Regions from separate parts of the Homo sapiens genome. Here regions 2, 3 and 4 are each linked to region 1. A link is a contact called in ENCODE Hi-C data. All regions are on one chromosome and are shown on one strand. Each heading gives the region's core, a stretch centred on a gene start or an enhancer-like site at or near the end of the contact. The rest is flanking DNA. Distances are from core to core; before and after follow the strand shown.

Region 1 (3,465 bases), core at 955-3,454:
GGCTCACTGCAACCTCTGTCTCCTAGGTTCAAGCGATTTTCATGCCTCAGCCTCCCGAGTAGCAAGGATTACAAGCGTGCGCCACCATGCCTGGCTAATTTTTGTACTTTTAGTAGACACAGGGTTTTTACATGTTGGCCAGGTTGGTCTGAACTCCTGATCTCAAGCTATCTGCCCACCTTATTCTCCCAAAGTGCTGAGATTACAGGCGTGAGCCACAGTGCCCAGCCAAGATTTGTATTTTTAAAAACCTTTTATATTTGTTAAAATCTAACACTTTATGGACAAATTTAGTTTTAGAAAAGCTGGAAATAAACAACTTGCTGGGTATAGATTAGCCATTTAGAGCATTCATTAATTTCCAAAAATCATTTTGCATCACGGAGGTCCAAAGGAAAAATAGGCAACAAACTATATTTTAAAATCCAATGAAAGGCTTGAAGAGTCCCACGAGCTGAGTGATTTAAGAGGACAACTGTGATATTAACTTACTTCTGGCCCTTAGATGAAATATTTGCCCTTTTAGCATCAACATAATTCTGTAAATTATTATTAACAAATACGTAGATTTTATAATTGGAAAGAGCACAGTATTAAGATCATTTAGTTCATCTCCCTTCAGGCATGAATCCTCCTACCACCTACTAAAGGCGGTCACCCAGGATCTGTTGATTTGAATCACTTTTGATCATGGAGAAATCACTATCTTCCAAGGCAGCCATGCCTTATAATTCCACAGAAACCTTCCTCTGGGTGACTTTGCCCCATGACTGCTGCCTTCTGTCCTCTGAAGTTAGATATAATATAGTTAAACCTTCTTCCATATGACAATCCTTCAGCTTCGTCTGCCTAGATCCTTAGCCTCTGGGAATGTTCTCTACCTGTCTCTTTCTTCTGCAGTTATGTCTTTAGGTTCCTCTTCTAAGATTAAGATTTTTTCCCTTTCCCCATCTTTTCCCCTTTGTCTAGACTTAATGTCTCTTTAAAATGTGCTATTTTAGGAGGCTGTGCATTCTCCTGATGAAAGGCAAGAACGGCATCTTGTATTCTTTTTATTGTCCTTAGTCACGTGAATGCAAAATGTCTGAGACAGGTCTCAGTCAATTTAGAAAGTTTATTTTGGCAAGGTTAAGGATGTGCCCCTGACACAGCCTCAGGAAGTCCTGAGACATGTGCCCAAGGTGGTCGGGGGTACAGTTTGCTTTTATATATTTTAGAGAGACATGAGACATCAATCAATATGTGTAAGATGTACATTGGTTCAGTCCAGTAAGGTGAGACAATTGGAAGTGGGGGCTTCCAGGTTAGAAGTATAATAGACAAGAGACAAAAGGTTGCATTCTTTTGAGGCCATGATCAGCCTTCCACTCAATAGACAGTTTAGTCTGGCCCAGTGAATCTGCATTTTTTGCATAAACGATGGAGAAGAGAAAGCAATCAGATATGCATTTGTCTCAGGTGAGCCTCAGAGGGATGAATTTGAATAGAATGGCAGGCAGGTTTGCCCTAAGCTGGTCCCTTCTTGATGTTTCCCTTTAGCTTGGTGATTTTGAAGTCTCAAGATTTATTTTCCTTTCACAGCCATCTAACAGTGAAGCATGGTTTCACTTTACACTTGAACCACTATATCCACCAGATACAAACTTTGCCTCAAACACCACACTCACTTTACACAAACCTGTTGACATCACACCTAAGTCAGCTTTTCTTGAGCTCCCATATGAACAAATAAACATTCCTCTGATCTGCGGATATCCCGCCAGGAAGGGCCGGCTTGGGCAGTGCTGGCTCAGCTAGCCCGCCACCGCTACCATTGGATTTCCTCTTTCTCCTCTGATTTTAAGAAGTGAGAAAAAAAAGCAATTCCTGTTAATTATGTAGACAATGCAAGGGTCTCCAGGCTCCATTTCAGCAAGTTGGTTTCATCAAGATCACGAAAAGATGCATGCGTCCCCGAGACCAGAGAGGAGTTAGGGACCCCGACACGGAGGTGGCATCAGGTAACCCTCAGGAGTGAGGGTGGGGAAGAGGGCATGGCTGATGCTGGGAATGAGCAGCGCCCGCGGAGGGAAGGCCGGCGGTCCTGCGCCCCGGCGTGGACGCGCGCGGGAGTTCAGGCTGGGGAAATGGGTCACCACGTGCTACGGAGGCGGGGACAGGGCCCTCCTCCCCTTATTTGTAAAGAGCGCCGGAGCGGATCGCGGAGTTTCACCGCGGACCTGTCAGAGATACAGAGGTTGTGGGGGCGGGAGACAGAAAGAGAGAGAGATCCAGAGACCGAGTCTTACGTTGACACGCAGAGAGAAAGACGCAGAGACAGACAAACAAACAGATAGGAGAGGTGAGAGGCCAGCGAGTGCTTCCGATTAACTTGCCAAGCTCAGAGAAGATCCGGGGAGAGGGAGGGTCCCCTTTAAACGCGCAATCCCCAGGACTCCGGAAGAGCCCTTTTCTGCAGCTCCTTGGGGACTGCACGTCTCACTTCTAAGTTTGCGGCGGAGAGAATAAAGCAGAAAGACAGGAAGAGGAGGTGGAGTTCTACAGTTAGTGTGGTTTTAGTTTTTCCTAAGAAGTGGCGTGGTTTGGGGCTTTATATCCGGGAGGAGCATATGTACGCAAATCCTGGGGCGTTTGCAAACCCGGATCCGGGGCGTCTGGCCCCATGCCCGGCCGGGCGTTTGAGGGCTACTGCCACGCAGCGTTTCTGGAGCCTGCCGGCTGGTGCCCTGGTGGCCTTTATCTCTGTCCCCCTTTGTCCTCTTTATCTCAGGCTCTCCAGGAGGCCGGGGGGCCCACTCCGCCTATCGCTCCCCTCGGCTACGCTGCCACTTCAATGCCCCGCAGGTCGCGAGCTGCTGTTCTTTCGAAGGCGTCGGAGAACCAGGGGCGTCCCGCGCCACCTCTGACTCGGAGCAGCGCCGAGCACTGACGCTCCCGCCCTTGGGCAAGGACGCCAGTGCGCCCGCGCGCGTCCCTCTGCGCGGCAGCCCGTCGCGGGCCCTCAAGGGGAAGCCCAGGCCAGGATGGCCCCGGGTCGCGCGGTGGCCGGGCTCCTGTTGCTGGCGGCCGCCGGCCTCGGAGGAGTGGCGGAGGGGCCAGGGCTAGCCTTCAGCGAGGATGTGCTGAGCGTGTTCGGCGCGAATCTGAGCCTGTCGGCGGCGCAGCTCCAGCACTTGCTGGAGCAGATGGGAGCCGCCTCCCGCGTGGGCGTCCCGGAGCCTGGCCAGCTGCACTTCAACCAGGTAAGGCCGCCAGGTCCGGGCAGCCCTCCGTACTGTGGGTGTCCCTAGACTTCACTTTGTATATGAGCCGTTTTTATTTGGGAAAAGTGCAGGAGAAAGAATCTTGTTATATTTCTCAAGTAGAAGGCGGTATCTGGTGACACTTGCTTTTCACTAGACGAGGCTGAAGGATTAAAAGGTTAACGTTGTTAAGGGATTTGGCAGCCGGAAACTGCAGTTTTAC
Region 2 (3,189 bases), core at 508-3,007, 2.5 Mb after region 1:
GAAAGGACAATAACCGCAGGCATAACTTTTCAAATCTCTGTTGGAGGAACCCAAATTCTATTTTGAAAACCTCCTCTAAAGTTTAATTCAACAAAAGTAAAACAAAGGAAAATGGCATTGAGTCAACCAAGAGAGTAAAACTGACTGTAGATTGATTTTAACTAGTAACCCCACAAATGAGGCTAAACTAAATTGTGAGATGAAGATGACAAAGTACTTATAAAACGGCAACTTATACTGATAAAAATCTGGTGTCCTAAAAGACAGTTCTCCTTAGATGACTATTCTTGCCCAAGGAAGAGCCAATATACAGACTTCTTGGCATGGCTGTGAGGCTTAATGATTTCCCCTTCTGCAGAGATTGTACCTCCCAGTATACAGAGATAGGTTCCCTATAACCATGTTATACCTCCAGACCTGGCCCGGCCCTCGAATACCTGACCTGGTCACACTAATTGGATTCACTTCTTGGGGATCCACTTAATTGCTTCTCTAGAGAGAAGGTCCACCAACTCAATTTCTGAACTACATGAAGTAGACTATTGTTTCCTGCCTTTGACATGAAACCTGGTTTCAGAAAGGCTGAGCGGAGGTACACTTCTGAGACGATCAGAGATGAATCAAGACAGACACATCAATTGACTGAAAGCCTCAGACTTGCCATGATTACTAAGCAGATTCCTTGTTGTCTCTTGGTTGTTCAACTTGCCCTTAAATTCTGGGAGGGTATATTGTTAATATCCTTTTAAAAAATTCTGCTCCTGGGCAGGGCGCGGTGGCCCATGCCTGTAATCCCAGCACTTTGGGAGGCCGAGGCATACGGATCACAAGGTCAGGAGATGGAGACCATCCTGGCTAACACGGTGAAACCCCGTCTTTACTAAAAAAAATACAAAAATTAGCCAGGCGTGGTGGCATGCGTCTGTAGTCCCAGCTACTTGGGAGGCTGAAGCAGGAGAATCCCTTTAACCCGGGAGGCGGAGGTTGCAGTGAGCCGAGATCGTGCCACTGCACTCCAGCCTGGGCAACAGAGTGAGACCCCATCACAAAAAAAAAAAAAAATTCTGCTCCTGTTCCCTGTTCTTGTACCCTACTCACTTAAAAACAAAATCAAAAACAAGACCAAAAAAACCCAGCTAGCCAGAGCTGGTTTCTGTCATTTCCAATCAAAAGAAACTTATCAGCCGGGCGCGGTGGCTCATGCCTGTAATCCCAGCACTTTTGGAGGCCGAGGGGGCGGATCATGAGGTCAGGAGATCAAGACCATCCTGGCCAACATGATGAAACCCCGTCTCTACTACAAATACAAAAATTAGCCGGGCATGGTGGCGCATGCCTGTAATCCCAGCTACTCGGGAGGCTGAGACAGGAGAATCGCTTGAACCAGGGAGTCAGAGGTTGCAGTGAGCCGAGATGGCGCCACTGTACTCCAGCCTGGCAACAGAGTGAGACTCTGTCTCAAAACAAACAAACAAACAAACAAACAAACAAACTTATCTACTGTCGCTACCACAGACTCTTAATACTTTGCCTCCAAGGTCCAAGTTAGTGCCTCAGCTCGGGAAGAAAGGGACCCTGGGTTACTGAGATTCAGACCAAATGAACTCCAGGACTCAGCTGGGAGATTTAGAAAAAGGCAACAGGAGGCAGGGGTAGCAGAGCAAGAAGAATGAGGAAGACCAGTAACCACAGGCCTTGGAAACTTGGCTATAAGTTTCACTTCAGTTTCTGAACTACGTAAAGGTGACTATTGTTTCCTGCCTTTGACATGAAACCTGGTTTCAGCCATGCTTAGCGGAGGTATGTTTTTGAGATGATCAGAGCTGGACCAAGGCAGGCATTTCCATTTACTTTGACTGAATGGTAACTTACAGTTATGTGTAAGAGTTACATATATAACTGTATGCAATAATATGAAATTGCATTGAAGGACCCTTTATCTTGTATTCCAGCAGGAACTCAGAAAGAGAGTAAGAACAGTCTCAATTCTTAGGCATTGGTTTGGTATCTGAAATAGAGTGTAGCACAGGGTACACAAAACTCCTAAAGAAAAACTTTTGTTTAGAGTATTTATTTTATGCAGTGAGGTCAGTGCTTATTCATCAGGTACCCCAGCTAGCCTGTAAGGTGTTTGAAGGCAAGAATAATATCTGATTTATCTTTCTATGTTATCAGTGGCTCACAGGGCCATTTCACTCAAAACATTTTGTTGAATTAAATTAAAATCAGATCATGTCCATCCGTGTTTCATTACTGCCCTCAGGTTCAGAAAATAAGCTCTGCAACTGGCATAATGAGTTCCTCTCTCCCCTCCTTCCAATGAGAAGTAGATTTCTTGGGGTTGGTGGGAGAGAATAGGGTTATTCAAGATCTTTTTCCTTCCTTCTTTGCCACCTGCTCTGCAAATGGACTTTAAGCCTTGTTCATTTACATGTGAAGGGGTTTTAATATTTAATTTCCAGTCTCATAGGGTGAAGTGCACTGAACTAGGAGAGACATACCAGTTAGTCAGTGTAGGAGAAAATTCTGTTCAAATATCCAAGTCAAGTCACTATTTTTGGAGTGCTCACTTGATTCTACCACTTATATGAGTCCACTATGGAACTAGATTAAAGTTTGAAGAGGACATCACAAACATTTGATAAATGCAAATTCAATTGTCCCTAAACTAATTCTTTATTATTTATCAAAGAACGTACAGCTTTTGCATAGAATCTGATGGAATTAATAACCATAAAAGCATTTTATTAAATATGAATAATAATTATTGAATACTTATACTATGCTAAGAATCATTCCAAATGTCCTATGTGCCTAATTTCATTCAATCTTCACAATAAGTCATTAAAGTATGAGCTACTACCATCTAATCAGTTTCATAAGATGATGAAACTGAAGCTCAGAGAGATTATTTAACTTACCTGAGGAGACACACAGAGCCGGCAAATGGCAGAGGCTGGAGTTGAAACTTAGAATTTGTGTGTTTACTCATTATACCATAATTATTCTCAGCCTCAATCTAGTCACCATGGAAACTTCTAGGGCATGTGAAATACTGTGCTGTATTGTGGGCAAGAGTTGACATGTATAAATCAAAGTTTGAAGAAATTGATTCTTTAGGAGGCAGCTTGAGAAAGGAGATGTGAGTTTTTGCTTCCCCATTTCTAACCAGGCCTCAGTTTCTTCATT
Region 3 (3,395 bases), core at 2-2,501, 2.1 Mb before region 1:
TGGGCTGGGGGGGGTCACGTCTTGATGATTCTTATGCAAACGACCTGATGGAAGAATGTGGGAGCTTTCGGTGTCTGCGGTGGGTTAGTGAGGGAGGTTGTTTATTTTTAATCTTTTTCCTCGTGCAGCTCGTTGGAATGACTTTCTTTATTTTAGTTGTAACAGTTGGAGGATAATGCAAAGGAAGACGCTGCCTGGGAATTCACCGTCTGTGGAAATGAGCCCCAGAGAGGAATAAAGCAGCCCTCACCTTGCTCTCCCCACCCGAACCCACTTTCCCCACCCGCCTCGGCCCCCACCCCAACACCACCATCACTCCCTTCCCTCCCCCCCACCTTTCCCCCTTTTCCACCCAGGTGTCGGACCAGGCGGTCCCCACTTCCACCCTGCACCCCTTCTTCCCCCCCTGCACCATGAACACCAATGTCTGCGTGGAGCCCGGGCCGAGCCCGGAGGCCCCGGGCTTGCCCAAGGAAAGCCACTTGCCCGAGGGGGCTCTGAACAGCCTTGTGGATTACAACTCGGAAATGGAGCGCTACCGCTCCTTTGCCACCTCCTTCTACAAGACCAACGGGGGCGCCTTCCCACAGGCGGCCAAGATCGCGCGCATCACCACCCCCATCTTCCCCAGCAGCGCCGCCGCCGCCGCGGCCGCCGCGCGCATCGGCATGTCCCCCTGGAACTGCGACAACGCGGCCACCGCCGCCGCCGCCACCGCCATGCTCTGGGGCAGCGGCGGGGGCGGGGGCGGCGGCGGGGGGGGTGGCGGCGGCGGCGGCGGCGGCGGAGGCGGGGGCGGGGGTGGTGGGGGCGGCAGGAAATCCTCCTCCGCCGCCGCCTCCTCCTCCGCCTCCTCCTCCTCGGCGATCCTCCCCGCCGGCGGTGGCGGCGGCGGCGGCGGCGGCGGCAGCAGGACCAGCATGCACCACCGAAACGACTCCCAGAGGCTGGGGAAAGCTGGCTGCCCGCCAGAGCCGTCGTTGCAAATGGCAAATACTAATTTCCTCTCCACCTTATCCCCTGAACACTGCAGACCTTTGGCGGGGGAATGCATGAACAAGCTCAAATGCGGCGCTGCTGAAGCAGAGATAATGAATCTCCCCGAGCGCGTGGGGACTTTTTCCGCTATCCCGGCTTTAGGGGGCATCTCATTACCTCCAGGGGTCATCGTCATGACAGCCCTTCACTCCCCCGCAGCAGCCTCAGCAGCCGTCACAGACAGTGCGTTTCAAATTGCCAATCTGGCAGACTGCCCGCAGAATCATTCCTCCTCCTCCTCGTCCTCCTCAGGGGGAGCTGGCGGAGCCAACCCAGCCAAGAAGAAGAGGAAAAGGTGTGGGGTCTGCGTGCCCTGCAAGAGGCTCATCAACTGTGGCGTCTGCAGCAGTTGCAGGAACCGCAAAACGGGACACCAGATCTGCAAATTTAGAAAATGTGAAGAGCTAAAGAAAAAACCTGGCACTTCACTAGAGGTCAGAGGAGATGATTTCTTGTTTCCCAGTCTCCCCCCTTCCCTCCTCACTCCCTCTCCCCTTCAGGGATTCTTGTCTGGCTTCAAGATGCAGTACCCCTTCTCAGAAGCTTCATTCAGGTGGTAAGAGTTGTAGGTGGTTTGCGAAAGGCTTGGCCTCTCCACCACCCGCACCAGCTGCACTTCACGTGACACCGCCCTTCTGATAGAGAGAGTGCCCTCCTTTTTATCCCTGGGGGAAAAATAATGTAATTGAAGAATCAGAAGTTTCACATTCAATATGCTCAATATTTTCCCTTGGTGGTTTAAAATGCCCCCTCCTCCTCATTAAAAAGGGTGGGGCATCTTGCCCAAAGGACTGGACACATCACATCCTATACAAGTTTACTGGCTAAGTTAGTGGCCCATTTATAACAGTGAGGACACAGTTTGTGGTACACAAGCCTGTTCTCATTAAAAAACCGGTAACAAACCACACAGCAGTATTCAATGAAGTTGAAACACCTGGATTCAGAAGGGGATTTCCTACCCTTTTCTAGAATCATTTTTCTACTCATCAAGGCAGAATGTTTTCTATTTTATTTTCTGCGTATCTGATATTTTTGGAGAAAGCTGAAACTGTGTAGGAAGCGGATTTCTACCTGCAAATTTTGAGGAGATGTGACTTAGAATAAAGGGATACAATTAGTTAATTTCAGGGCAGATAAGAGTGATTTTGTTTAAAAATTATTTTATGTGGTTTTAGAATGAATAATTTCTAAAACTCAGTTACAAAAAAAGTATTTCCCCTGGGCTCTGCATTGGACAAAGTAACCATTTTGTGGTTACAAAGTTGGTGTATACACCAAGCACAGTTTTGGTTGATACCTTATATGGTCAATAATAGTTTCTTTTACCTATAGGTCTTTAAAACAGATATTGTACAGATGCTCACTAAAGTAATTGTTAAATTAGGTTATGAATTATGCTAAATACAGAGATTGATACCTTTGATAAAAATTTTGTATTGTGTCCTGATCAAAACAAAAATGGGGAAAAATGAAAAATCACAGGTAAATGACTTTGGTGGTATATTAAACAAAGAAATCTGGACAAGTACTTATAGTTAGTCTCGATAAAATTTACAGGGTAGATAATTAGATGTTCATATATACATGAGACTGTAGGTGGTGGGTTTAGCATTCTGTGCTTTAACATTTTAATATTCTGTGGAGTGAGTTGCAGGATGAGAGTGGCTCTCACAAGTTATCTTAGGGTTATCTGTACATTCTTTTAAAAATTGTGAGTACTGCTTAGAGGAGTTTGCTTTATGAACTGGGAAGCAGTCTTTAAAAGAATAAAGAGAAGGGTTAAAGATCTTTGGTACAGGTTTGAACACAAAGAAGATACAGTTTTTTTTTTAACCTTTAATTGTGTAAATCAAATGAGATAGCCCTCTAGGATTCTAAAAATATCAGAATTATGTTGATGTCATTATTGGGTATGATCAGTTTCATCAAAATATTGCATTTATTCTTCTTTATAAGATAAATCAGCTCTTTTTGGAAAGTTTAACTTTACTCCTGGATGGTTTATTACATTTTCTTTGGCAACTTTCTTTGTGCAAATATAATAGCAACTATAATGCAGGTCCATGTATTTTCTTAGGTGGCAAAAAATAGCTTTTGAATCTTCTTTGCCGGATTAATTTATTGTAACTTCTAAGGACTATGGGAAATTAAAATTCAGTTCATACTGAAATTCTCTATTCCCAGCTGATAAGGACAACATGGCTTTTATTTTTCCTCTTGAAATGTAGTATCTAGAATTATAAATTTGGTTCTGCTGTTAGGCCTCATCTTTAGCTAGACTCGTGGCACTACTTGCATCCCAATTTAAGATATGTAGTAACTGAATAATTCTGATTTATTTAGTAAATAATTAC
Region 4 (3,149 bases), core at 156-2,655, 2.3 Mb after region 1:
ACTCTACTAACAATTAGGAGGAATATAAGAAGAGGGTGCTTTGGTGTTTGAAGCGTCTAAGCCTTGGTTTCTTATTTTACACTTTCGTTTGGAGGGCAGATTGTTTTGAGTCAACATAAAGTGACTTCAGCTGAAGGGAGACTGGGATGTTCACAGTGGGCCTATAAACATTTTTAAAAACATCATTCAACGTTGATTCTGCCTTCACGGAGAGCCTACACTACACCAGGCACTGGGTTGGGCACTGTGACAGGGCTGATTCAAATAAACCCTTATGATATTTCCCTGTTGCTAAACTTCCAGAGTATTGACTGGCAATTTTTGGCCAACCTTCAAGCCTGATACATTCTTCTTTATTTGTCAATCTACCCTTTTGGTAATGTGGTAAAGAATCAAGTGTTTCTCTTCAGCAGCAATTCATCAGATAATTGCTCACTTTATTTAGTTGATGTGGACACAGCCAATCTATGTCATTCTGGTCAAAATAATACATTTGCCCTAACATTAGTGTTTTTTGTTTGTTTGTTTGTTTTTACTCTGAATTAAGCACATGAGGCCCTCAACAGAACCTGCATTAGACATAGCACCTGGTGGACAAAATATCCCTAATAAGCATTTGCTTGATTACATTCAGGCTTTAATTTTATTATCTAGAAAAGTGCTATTTCACCTTTATAGGTTTGGATTTGGTTATGTACTTTAAAAGCTTCAGGTAAAACAATGAGTAGATTCCTTTGTGAGAGCCCTCACAGTAAAACCAGAAGGCTGAAGGATACTGAGAGCATAGCCTGGATTGCGGATCCTAATTGACCAGTGCTGTGGTCTTACCTGGGTCATTTATCAGCTGTAAACAGTAGGCAAATTGTTTAATCTGAATGTCTCCTTCCTAATATTAGCATTTAGAACAATAATTCCAACTGGATGAGGTTATTTTTGAGATTTAATAATATAATAAATGTAAAGCCCATGGCATATATCAGACTTTTAATACATGTTTATTTCCTTTTTTCCCTCTCTCCTAGCAAAAATTTAACTTTGTCTTGAAGCTTGCCAAATAAGAAGGCCCCCAAAGTTGCTTGCTCTTGCAAGGATTACAGACTCTCATATTCACTCAAGTACTTAAGAAGTGTCAGGCACATTCCAAACTCCAAAGGAAATTAAATGCTGTTCCCCTGCCACCCACTCTGTCCCCCAGGGACCCCAAGCACATTAAAATAACATTAAGGCAATGATTTAAGCTGAAAATTGGGCTGCCAGGGAAAGCACCAGGCCCCAGTTCTCAGAAGCTTAGCTATACCTATGGGCACAACAGGGTGGCTCCCCTGGCTGGCTGACGTCAGAGCTTAAAGTTGTTTTTACCCCTGGCATTTGTGGGAAGGAAAGGGAGGGGTGAGGAGCGCGGGTGCCTCTTGTTCATTAAAAAAGCCTTCTGGGGACCCCTAGTGGCCACCAGCTATCATAGGTTTCTCTGCCAAAAGAAATCATGAGGCCTCAGGAAAACTACCTGGGGCTTCAATTGTATTTGTCTTCGTTCTCTCCTCAGTGATCCAAGTTTTTTCTCGGAAGTTAGTGGTTAAAAGGTAACCACTTTGTAACAGGCCTGTACAGCTCTCAAGTTTAGAAATTGGAGTTACGGGTGGCATAGACATCAAAATGATGGCATCAAATTGAAGGAGAGCTCTGAAATCCTCTTTTAATCCTCACCAGGAAAGCAGAAGGCAGAGCAAGCAGGCTGAAGACTGACAGAGAAGCATTTGCATGTCCTCCATGAGCCCTGATTTTCATGGGAACAGCTGTCTCAGTGACTGCATACAAGGTCCCACTTCTTAGATCTGTTCCCGGAGACGCAAGAGAAGAAGTAGAATAATAAGTCAAGGCTGTCCTGCTCATAAACAAATGTCAGACTCTTGTAGCTGGTGTGTTTCTGCTTCCTGAGTCTTTATTTCCCAAACCCCAGTGAACATAAGCAATAAAGCTATATCATGCTGGGGAATAAATAATAAATGATTCAGCCTCGACTCCAGGCATGTGTGGAGAATAGATATGGACCCAGCAAGGATTTATATACACAAAGCACCACGACACTCCTGGTGAGAAACTTTTCCTTTCGGGGAGAAACTGAGAAAACACAAGTTTGTTTCAAAGTGGAACAGGGGGTGATTTTGGAAACAACATAGTGTTAGTCATTCAGATTAATCTTCAATTCAGCCCTCCAAGCCTCAGTTCTTTCCTCGCAATGATGAGGCCCAAAGCTAACTCCTCTTTCGGCAATTAAAGAAGAGAGTGCAACACCACACTTAACATCCACTAACAGATGAGGTACCAGAAGCTTCAGCGTAGCCTAGAGACAGCACACTAGGCATAGCTATTAAGGACCCACCTTCAGAAATTTGCAATCTTGTGTTGTTAAATTAAATAAGCAGGAGACCATTGGCCTGGGACTGTCTCATATTTTGAGGTCCTACATAACAAACCACAACCTAATCTAGTACATAAACAAGCCAAAACCTAACTTAGGAGTATATTTTCTTCTTGCGAGTAGCCAAGTTTCAACCAATCACAAACAGCTGACCATCAAGCCAATCACAGGGAGCCAACTGATCAGATCATGCTCAAATAAGGCAGATGCCTCAACACGCCGTGGCCCAAAAAGGCAAATGCCTAGCCGAAGCCAATCAGATGATTTTTTTTCTATTTTTCTTCTGTGTTCATCCTATAAAAGCTTACTGCTTACACTGCTGGGTGGAGCTCTTAAAACCTCTTCCGGTTCTGAGTATTGCTCAATTCACGAGTTGTTCTTTGATCAAATAAAGTCTGTTAAACGAATTTGTCTAAAATTCTTCTATAACAATATCTCTGGCTTTCTTGCTGACTGTCCTGCCTTAGTGGTCACTGGAGGTAGAGCTATCACTTGCGGCATTAGCTGCGACAGGAAACATCACCCCAGGCAGCCAGAACAGAAAAGGAAAATGGCAGACAGCACAGGTTTTCAAGGACTAGCTTGTCATTCATGAGTCCTTTGAGCATGCTTTTTGTAGTGGATTCAATGGTTACACCCCAGAAAGATATGTCTATGTCCAATCCCCTGGAACCCATGAACATGATCTTATTTGGAAAAAGGGATTTTGCTGATGTCATTAAATTAAAGG

The links. A loop is a pair of places that touch in the nucleus more often than their neighbours do. Pooled maps may share reads with other maps.
Region 2: a pooled map shows a loop between it and region 1 (5-fold over the local background). The contact joins the enhancer-like site here to the promoter of SLC39A8 in region 1. A Hi-C loop is called at or near these places in 2 of 37 single-sample maps with no recorded cell type and 10 of 50 pooled maps.
Region 3: a pooled map shows a loop between it and region 1 (8-fold over the local background). The contact joins the promoter of CXXC4-AS1 here to the promoter of SLC39A8 in region 1. A Hi-C loop is called at or near these places in 2 of 37 single-sample maps with no recorded cell type and 5 of 50 pooled maps.
Region 4: a loop to region 1 is called in a map of ascending aorta, with 3 times the contacts of the local background. The contact joins the enhancer-like site here to the promoter of SLC39A8 in region 1. A Hi-C loop is called at or near these places in 6 of 168 maps with a recorded cell type or tissue (B cell, CD4-positive, alpha-beta T cell, CD4-positive, alpha-beta memory T cell and 3 more) and 15 of 50 pooled maps.

Annotation. Positions count from the first base shown.
Region 1 is chr4:102,344,221-102,347,685 of GRCh38, reverse strand. SLC39A8 (solute carrier family 39 member 8) reads left to right here and starts at 2,204. Exons shown (of 9, transcript NM_001135146.2): 1 at 2,204-2,341; 2 at 2,771-3,242. The coding sequence starts at 3,024. RefSeq lists an enhancer at 1,672-1,721 and a silencer at 2,902-3,151.
Region 2 is chr4:99,846,104-99,849,292 of GRCh38, reverse strand. The region is part of intron 3 of DAPP1 (dual adaptor of phosphotyrosine and 3-phosphoinositides 1); the gene reads right to left. Among named protein-coding and RNA genes, the nearest start is that of DAPP1, 31 kb to the right of the region's middle. Within about 2 kb of position 1,757, at least 6 of the 41 ENCODE cell types and tissues checked have a DNase peak (open chromatin) inside an H3K27ac peak, as active enhancers do.
Region 3 is chr4:104,488,821-104,492,215 of GRCh38, reverse strand. It overlaps CXXC4-AS1 (CXXC4 antisense RNA 1), which reads right to left and starts at 1,251. Exons shown (of 10, transcript NR_125926.1): 1 at 1,156-1,251. CXXC4 (CXXC finger protein 4) reads left to right here. Exons shown (of 3, transcript NM_025212.4): 2 at 157-1,472. The coding sequence starts at 414.
Region 4 is chr4:100,091,872-100,095,020 of GRCh38, reverse strand. No RefSeq gene overlaps it. Among named protein-coding and RNA genes, the nearest start is that of DDIT4L-AS1, 97 kb to the left of the region's middle. Within about 2 kb of position 1,405, at least 7 of the 41 ENCODE cell types and tissues checked have a DNase peak (open chromatin) inside an H3K27ac peak, as active enhancers do; they include ascending aorta, where a contact is called at or near this core.